2 separate regions of the Homo sapiens genome follow, and region 2 is linked to region 1. Evidence: chromatin contacts called from ENCODE Hi-C or POLR2A ChIA-PET data. All regions are on one chromosome and are shown on one strand. The core of a region is the stretch at or near the end of the contact, and the rest is flanking DNA. Distances in the headings are between cores, read along the strand shown.

The links. A loop is a pair of places that touch in the nucleus more often than their neighbours do. ChIA-PET counts read pairs that join two places held with the same protein, here RNA polymerase II (POLR2A). Pooled maps may share reads with other maps.
Region 2: a pooled map shows a loop between it and region 1 (4-fold over the local background). The contact joins two enhancer-like sites. A Hi-C loop is called at or near these places in 4 of 37 single-sample maps with no recorded cell type and 5 of 50 pooled maps. POLR2A ChIA-PET finds 5 or more read pairs at or near these places in 1 of 52 experiments (GM10248).

What each region holds. Positions count from the first base shown.
Region 1 is chr4:4,692,792-4,696,580 of GRCh38, reverse strand. The region is part of intron 5 of LOC124900165; the gene reads right to left. The region is part of intron 4 of STX18-AS1 (STX18 antisense RNA 1 (head to head)); the gene reads right to left. Among named protein-coding and RNA genes, the nearest start is that of SNORD162, 30 kb to the right of the region's middle. Within about 2 kb of position 1,965, at least 2 of the 41 ENCODE cell types and tissues checked have a DNase peak (open chromatin) inside an H3K27ac peak, as active enhancers do.
Region 2 is chr4:4,942,406-4,946,194 of GRCh38, reverse strand. The region is part of intron 2 of LOC101928306 (a long non-coding RNA gene); the gene reads right to left. Among named protein-coding and RNA genes, the nearest start is that of CYTL1, 75 kb to the left of the region's middle. Within about 2 kb of position 2,079, at least 6 of the 41 ENCODE cell types and tissues checked have a DNase peak (open chromatin) inside an H3K27ac peak, as active enhancers do.

The DNA.
Region 1 (3,789 bases), core at 716-3,215:
GGCCTTAACTGTGGCCTTGAGAGAAAGTCTTCCTCATTCCTTCCACCCTCCATCCATCAAATATTATGAAGCAGTCAGTCCTCCCTTTGAAATTTGCCTACTACCTCTCTGACCTTGATTGGAAGCATATACTATGTATAATGATTGTGATGACCAACATTTGGGTGTTTACAATATGCCATTCACATGCCTTATACCATATAATGCCCACAACAATCTGATGAGATGGGGACTGTTATTATCCCATTTCACAGTTGAGGAAACAGAGACTTAGGGAAGGAAGTAACTTTCCCAAGATGCAGAGCCAAGATCTGAACCAGGCATCAGAATTACAGTGGGAGCACAGGACAGATGTCACAAATGAGGCCCTGGACTAAGCTCTCTGTCTCTCAGAGCTTCAGTCTTCTCCTCTTTTAAGTGGGTAGAGAAAGCCCCATGTCACAAGATTGGCATGAGCATGCGAAGTGGAAATGCATGTGGAGTGGGATCCCTGCATGGGACACAGAGTAGGGCAGAAGAATGGTTTATGATCTGACAGCTCATGGAAGCAGGAAGGGTCCAAAGGTCAAGGTACCTTGAAGCCTAGTGGCTTCAGGGTTCAGGCAGCTTTGGGATGGAATCCTGGCCCACTGACCTCGGACAAAACTGTAAGCTCCTCAACTATGGAGACCTAGCTATAGGCTTCTTAATCTGTTTTCTGATGCAAACACTGGGGGATGGCACAGGGGATGGATAGGTGGGTTAACGGATGGGTAGGTGAATGGATAGAAAGATAGATGGATGGAAGGATAGATGAGTGAATGGAGAGATGGATGAGCAGATGGATGGATGCATGTATACATGCATGGATGGGTGGGTGGATGGATGGATGGATGGATGGGTGGGTGGGTGGATGGATGAATGGATGGATGGATGGATGGATGGGTAGATGGATGGAAATATGGATGGATGGCTTGATACCTACATGGAAGGGTGGATGGATGGATGGATGGATGGATGGATGGATGGATACATGCATGGATGGAAGGATGGATGAGGGAATGGATGGACAGAATTCCAGAACTACAAGGAGGTGGCCAGCTCAATCCACCCATTCCTCTTCAAGTGACCAGAAGCCTGAAGTAGGGAAGTGACTTGTTCAAGATCACACAGTTAATTAGGCCCAAGACTGAGAGATTCTGGCCCTTTTCACTATGCTCCTCCCTCTTTTTAAGTTCCCTGGTGTCATTTATTGCTTCCTAAACTTGTAGCACAGAAACTAGATTATACCACCCACAGACCCTGCCCTGTGCTTGGGGGTCTGGGGTAGGGAAGGGAGGTAACACCTTTGTTTCTGGCTTGAGCTACATGTGGTGCTGCCTCAGTCAGTCTTCATCTCATGAATCCTCAAAAGATAGGAAGGTGGGTTCAGGTGAGTCTCACCCTCACCTGGACTCTAACACAACCCAGATACTGGAAGACTTGAAGTCAGCAAACTTAAGGTCTAGCTCTGATTCTGTCACTAACTGGTTGTGCAACTGGGCAAAAGTCACTTAATCTCTCTAAGTCTCCAAAATAACATGTGAGGGCCATTCTGTCTCTTTTATGGTTTATGGTTTATGGATGTTGGTGAGAGATAACATTCCAGGGCAAATGTTTTCCAAAGCCATCCTGGAGGCTCAGAAGCCCAAAAAGGCAATTCAAAAGAAAACTGCCTACAAAAAAAGGGAGGGCACAGAGAGCCCTGGTGCTTTCTGGAAGGTTCCTCACCTATAAAGCTTCTTCAGGAGCTGAGGGGAGCTTTGCACGCAGCTCCAGATGACGGGCTTCCATGCTGCCAGGCTGCCCAGTCACAGGAGAGGTAATGAGGCAAAGGCCCAGTTCCACCATGCCTCTTATTAAAACAGTACAAGAAACTGTCTAAACACTGGCCAGCTGCCAAGGCCACTGAGGCCTCCTGCAAGCTTGTCATTCCATGAGCTGAGAAGAGAGAACCATGCTGCTGCAAAACGGCAGGGAATTCTGCCAGCCAGGACACTTCAAAGACATTGATGTCCTTGTCCAGCAGACGTGGTGATTCCTGCAGCCTGCACAGAATGGACTTTTTACCCTGGAAGGCCCACTTTAAACAGACGCGAAGGAAGGAGAGTTAGAGCTGAGCGGCAGCAGGAGCTGGGAACTGGGGGAAGCCCTCAGGCCAAGGTCAGGGCTGGCAGGGGGAAGCCACTGAGTCAGCAGAATCCTCCAATCCCTGTTGCTATTCATCAACAACCACTAGGGGACAGGGGCTGATGGGGATCCATTGTGATTCTCACAACAGGCCTGCAGAGCAGATGCTGGGCCTAGCCCCACCTCACACAGGAGAAAACCGAGGCTCCAAAAATAAGGAAATTGCAACAGGCTTTCCAGAGGTGATTCCAGAATTTAAATCTAGGTCTGTCAACTCAAAGCTGGTGAGTCTCCTCTCAGCCTGCACTATTCCTGCTCCTGGCCATGGCACGACCCCAGAAGCCATTTAGTGACCCGAGGAGAAGAGGTGTGCCCCCCTCACTTCCCACCATCAAGGTTGAGTAGGTAGGCATTCCCACAGACTGGTTGCACCAAAGGGAAGGCGGCCAGCCTTTAGGAGCAATCAATGCCTGGCCCGCAGCATTCCACGGCCCAGAGCTCACTGCAGATCACTCTCAAACAAGCCATGAGCTCCCCTCTCTCTGGCTGCAGGGGCTTGTTTGGCTTGGCACACAGAGCAAGTCGGAAGTGCCAGGAAGTGAACATCCTAGGAGTGACCCTCAACCAATGAGGGAAAAGAGTTGGGGGATAAACACGCTATGCTCCTCACTCTGCATGGGACAGTTCTGAGCTGCACCTCCACATCCTCCTGCAGAGGCTCCCAGGGGGCTGAGCCCTGGTTGCCCTCAGCGAAGACTGAAGACCTGACCATCTCCCCCCTTGATTGACTTTCCCTCCCTTCTTGCCTCACTTTCCTTTCCTTCCCTGTGCTTTCTGGATCATCACCAAATAAACTGCTTGAACCAATCCTTGTCTCAGGATCTGTTTGGAGGGAATTTAAATTTAGATACCATCCTGTGAGCAACAGGTGCCATGCAAAAGGGGAACCCCCAAAAGAAAGAGGCAGAGGGAGCTCCAGGCCACATGTGCACTCAAAGCCTCACCTCTGACTCATTCTCAACTTCTTCCTGCCACTGGACTGCACTTTTTTTTTTTTTTTTTTGACACAGAGTTTTGCTCTTGTTGCCCAGGTTGGAGTTCAATGGCGCAATCTCAGCTCACTGCGACCTCTGCTTCCCGGATTCAAGCAATTCTCCTGCCTCAGCCTTCCAAGTAGCTGGGATTACAGGCATGTGCCACCATGCGAGGCTAATTTTGTATTTTCAGTAGAGATAGGATTTCCCCTTGTTGGTCAGACTGGTCTTGAACTCCTGACCTCAAGTGGTCCACCTGCCTCGACCTTCCGAAATGCTGGGATTACAGGCATGAGCCACTGCGCCTGGCCTGCACCTCTTTCAATTATCTGGGTACTCACCTGGTGACATGTTTCCACTTTCCTTCCCACTTTGTGTGATGGTTAATTATTATTATTATTTTTTAAGACCAAGTCCACTCTGTCACCCAAGGAGTGCAGTAGTAGAATCTCGGCTCACTGCAACCTCCACCTCCTGGATTCAATTGATTCTCATGCTTCTCAGCCTCTCGAGTAGCTGGGATTGTCCATGTGGGTGACACATGGACAGGCGCGTGTCACCATGCCCGGCTAATTTTTGTATTTTTTGTAGAGACAAGGTTCACTAT
Region 2 (3,789 bases), core at 830-3,329, 250 kb before region 1:
CTTCTGATCTGTACAATGAGATTGTTGTATTCATTCCTCTTTCCCCCTTTTTAATTAAAAACTCCTTTTGGATCCTCCTCCCTGAGGCTTCCTATTTTTCATCAGTCAACCAACTTTTATTCATCTCCCATTATGTCCCACGCCCCTGTGCTAAGCTGGGCAGAACCCAGATGGCCCTGAGGGTTCCTTCAGTCAAGAGCAGAACTCAGGCTACAAGCAGATGCTCTGGTGGAAGAAAGTTCCAAATGCCATGGGAGCCCAGGGAACCACTCTCTTGGGCAGTCAAGGAGGAACCCCCAAACTGATCTGAAATAATGAATAAAAGTTCACTCACTAGGGAGAGCTTGGGGCTGTGGGAGGGATGAGTGCATTCAGAGCAGAGGCAGCCAATGAAACATGGATATTTTTTGGCTTGCCAGAAAATCTAGACTCCCCTGTAGATCCTCCTGATGCCAGAAAAACTGGCAAGCCAGGACCCAGCATGACATCCAGCCCCCATCCCATCTGATACGGTTTGGCTGTGTCCCCACCCAAATCTCATCTTGAATTGTAGCTCTCATAATTCCCATGTGTTGTGGGGGGGACCCAGTGAAAGATAATTGAATCATGGGGGTGGTTCCCCCCACACCGTTCTTGTGGTAGTGAATAAGTCCCAAGATCTGATGATTTTATGAGCGGTTGCCCTTTTCACTTGGTTCTCTCAATTTTCTCTTGCCTGCCACCATGTAAGACATGCCTTTTGCCTTCGGCCATGACTGTGAGGCCTCTCCAGCCACATGGAACTGTGAGTCCATTAAACCTCTTTTTCTTTATAAATTACCCAGTCTCGGGTATGTCTTTTTCAGCAGTGTGAAGATGGACTAATACACCATCTCTTTCAACTGTCCTCCAGCCTCCTGCCTGCCCTGCTATGGCACAGCCCCTGCCTCTGCTGCTCATGGGCCTCTTTAGCTCATCCTCCCGGCCCCCAGCCACTTCCACCCTACACTGGGCTCCAGGGAGGTGAGCTTACAGGCCAAGGCAGGCCACCTGGATAGCCCATGGAACCCCTTCCCTACCATTCCAATAATGCTATTTCCATGCACAGTTGCACACATGTGTGACGGTGTGTGTATGTGTGTGGGGGGGTGTATGAGAAAGAGAGAGAGACAGAGAGAGAGAGAGAGGTTTTATCCAGAGGAAATTAAGTCTCCCCATGATCTGCAGTGCCCAGACCTGGTCTGTTCAGTTCAGCTATCTAAGCTGCAAGTTTCTCTATGAGCAAAATGGGGGAAATAAGACCTAAAACCTAATTAATAGAGTTAATACATGCAAAGTGCTTAAAAGTCCACCTCAAATGTTCAAATAATGCTCACTGGCTAGTTTTATTGTATGATTAGTGCACAGATTTGTTGTTTCAATTAAATGAGATGCTATGTACAAGGGACAAAAACAATGCCAGGTAAACTGGAGCTGCTCAATGAGCAGTTGATGTTAATTTTAGGGATAAATGCTCAGGTCCAAAAACTTTGGGTTGATGACCCCAGGCAGAGTTGAAGTAGCCAAAACTCCCTCTCATTGGCCTGCATCAGAAGGTACAGGGTCAGGGATAGTCAAGAGCATTAACCAACCTGTGCTGAGTGCCTCTGTTTGCATTGCTCTGAAATTACTTAATATCCATAATATTAGAGGATGAACCATTTAATTACGCATTTCATTTACTCTCCACTACTCTTGCCCCCATCTGAAAGAGGAGGAGGCTGAGGCACAGAGAGACTAAGTAATGTGTCAAGATCACACAGCAGGTGAGTGTTGAAACTCTGCACAGGGCACAGGGCAGAGCTCTTTCTCTCAGGAAGCAGAGCTGGTCTTTGTGCAGAATCAGTTCTACCCAGCCATTCACTCCGAGAGGCAAAAAGGGGCAGCTGCTGGACCATTTGAAGTCCCCAACCCATGTGATAGAAATGCCTCAGCTGCCCACAGCCTGCCAAAACAGACCTTCACGTCACGGGCTGGTTCCCTCGCACACGGAGTCAACCAGCCTGAAACCACCATTGCGAATCTGTTTCCTGTTTTGACAGCTCACAATCCACCGTGCCACTGCTCTTTCACAAGTCTCCTCTGCCAGCCAGGCTGCTTCTGAAGCTCAGTCATGCTTTTAATAAAGGGCCGGCGGGGGAAATCAGTCCCAGGGAGCACTGCACAAATGTACGGGCTGAGAGGCTGCCGTTCAAATGTGTTCATTGTCCACAGACTCCCCTGGCCTCCAGGGTGCAGAGGCCTTCAGCCTCCACCAGTTTCTCAACCCCACTCTGAAAGGCAGGGGGTGATGAGAAGCATTGCTTGTGGCCTGGTCCCTCATGGTAAAAAGCTGGTAGTATCACACCCCCACCCCACAACCCCTGCCTCAGCCTGGCTGTGTGTGTGTGTGTGTGTGTGTGTGTGTGTGTGTGTGTGAGAGAGAGAGAGAGAGAGAGAGAGAGAACTTTCCAACAAACTCAAGCTCTGCCACTAACTAGCTGTGTGACCCTAAGAAGTCACTTATTTTTGGAGCTTAGTCTTCTCAACTGGAAAATGAGGGGCTTGGACAACAGTGATGTTTTCAAACCCAGAAGAATCCTAGAAATTTCTGGTTGTGCTTGGCCGATTTGAAAATCCTGGGTTTGATAAAAAGATAATTCGGTTCTAGAAGCCATCACCATTGTCAGAATCAACATTCGTTGAGCCTGGTGGGGTTCAGGATGTTGCCCTGAGAGCTGGGGTACTGAGAGGTATTATATCATTTTGTTCCATGCCAAATTGCTATTGCCTTAATAGTAGCTTCAGTTAACTGATAAAGCAATCAAATAGCAAGTATTTAGTGCCATCGTGGGCCAGGGAAAAAGCCAGAACCAACCTGAACTGTTCCCTGGGTTCAAATTCCACAATATTGCTGAGCTCAGAGCCCCATCTGTAAATTGTGGATTCTAATGCTTCCCTCTGAGTTTGTGAGAACCAAGGAATTGACATTTGAAAATGCTGGACACATCTGTGGTCGTCAATAATATGCCAATTTCTCTTTCCCCCAATTATCAAAGTTTAGGGGCTAGACTGTGCCACAGAGAATAAAGATAAGAACTTTTGGCTTGAAGAACTGTTTTATTTGGCTGAAGAGAAAAGACAAACACTGAGCGTGGCTCTGCAAGCCTGCTAGGGATTTTTGAAGAAAACATTTACAATCTATCTATAGAGATGAGTAATTACTCCTCAAAGCAGGTAAAACTCTGGCTTCCCAGGGCGCCTCACCTAGATATTTTTCTAGAGTTCCCCTTTGGAAACCACTTTTAAAACCAGAGAAATGTTTTTCAAATGTATCACTGTTGTTGCCAATTCATTCATTCATTCATTCATTCATTCACTCAGCAAATATTCATTGGAATAAGTACTACATCTTAGTGTTTGAGATACCACTAGGAAGTGCAATTGTAAATACGATGGTAAAGCCAGCCCTCAGTGTCCACATGGGACCCATGGGTACTGAGAGCTGATTAGAAGATATTTGAGCATCCATGGATTTTGATGTCCTCGGGGGTCCTGGACCCAATCCCCCATGGATACAGAGGGCCAACTGTATTCCTATTGTTATTTTATCATGGATGCTGTGGTTGTTGCTTTCATTACTTTTGATAATGATATCCCTGTTCTAAAGCAGCCGATAGCCTGGATTTGATTAATTTTAGCATCAGAAGTTATTTGGAGCTAAGTATAGCAACTCAAGAAACCTATGACGTGGGGTAATAGTAAGAATGTCTTCACAGTGCTTTCTCATAA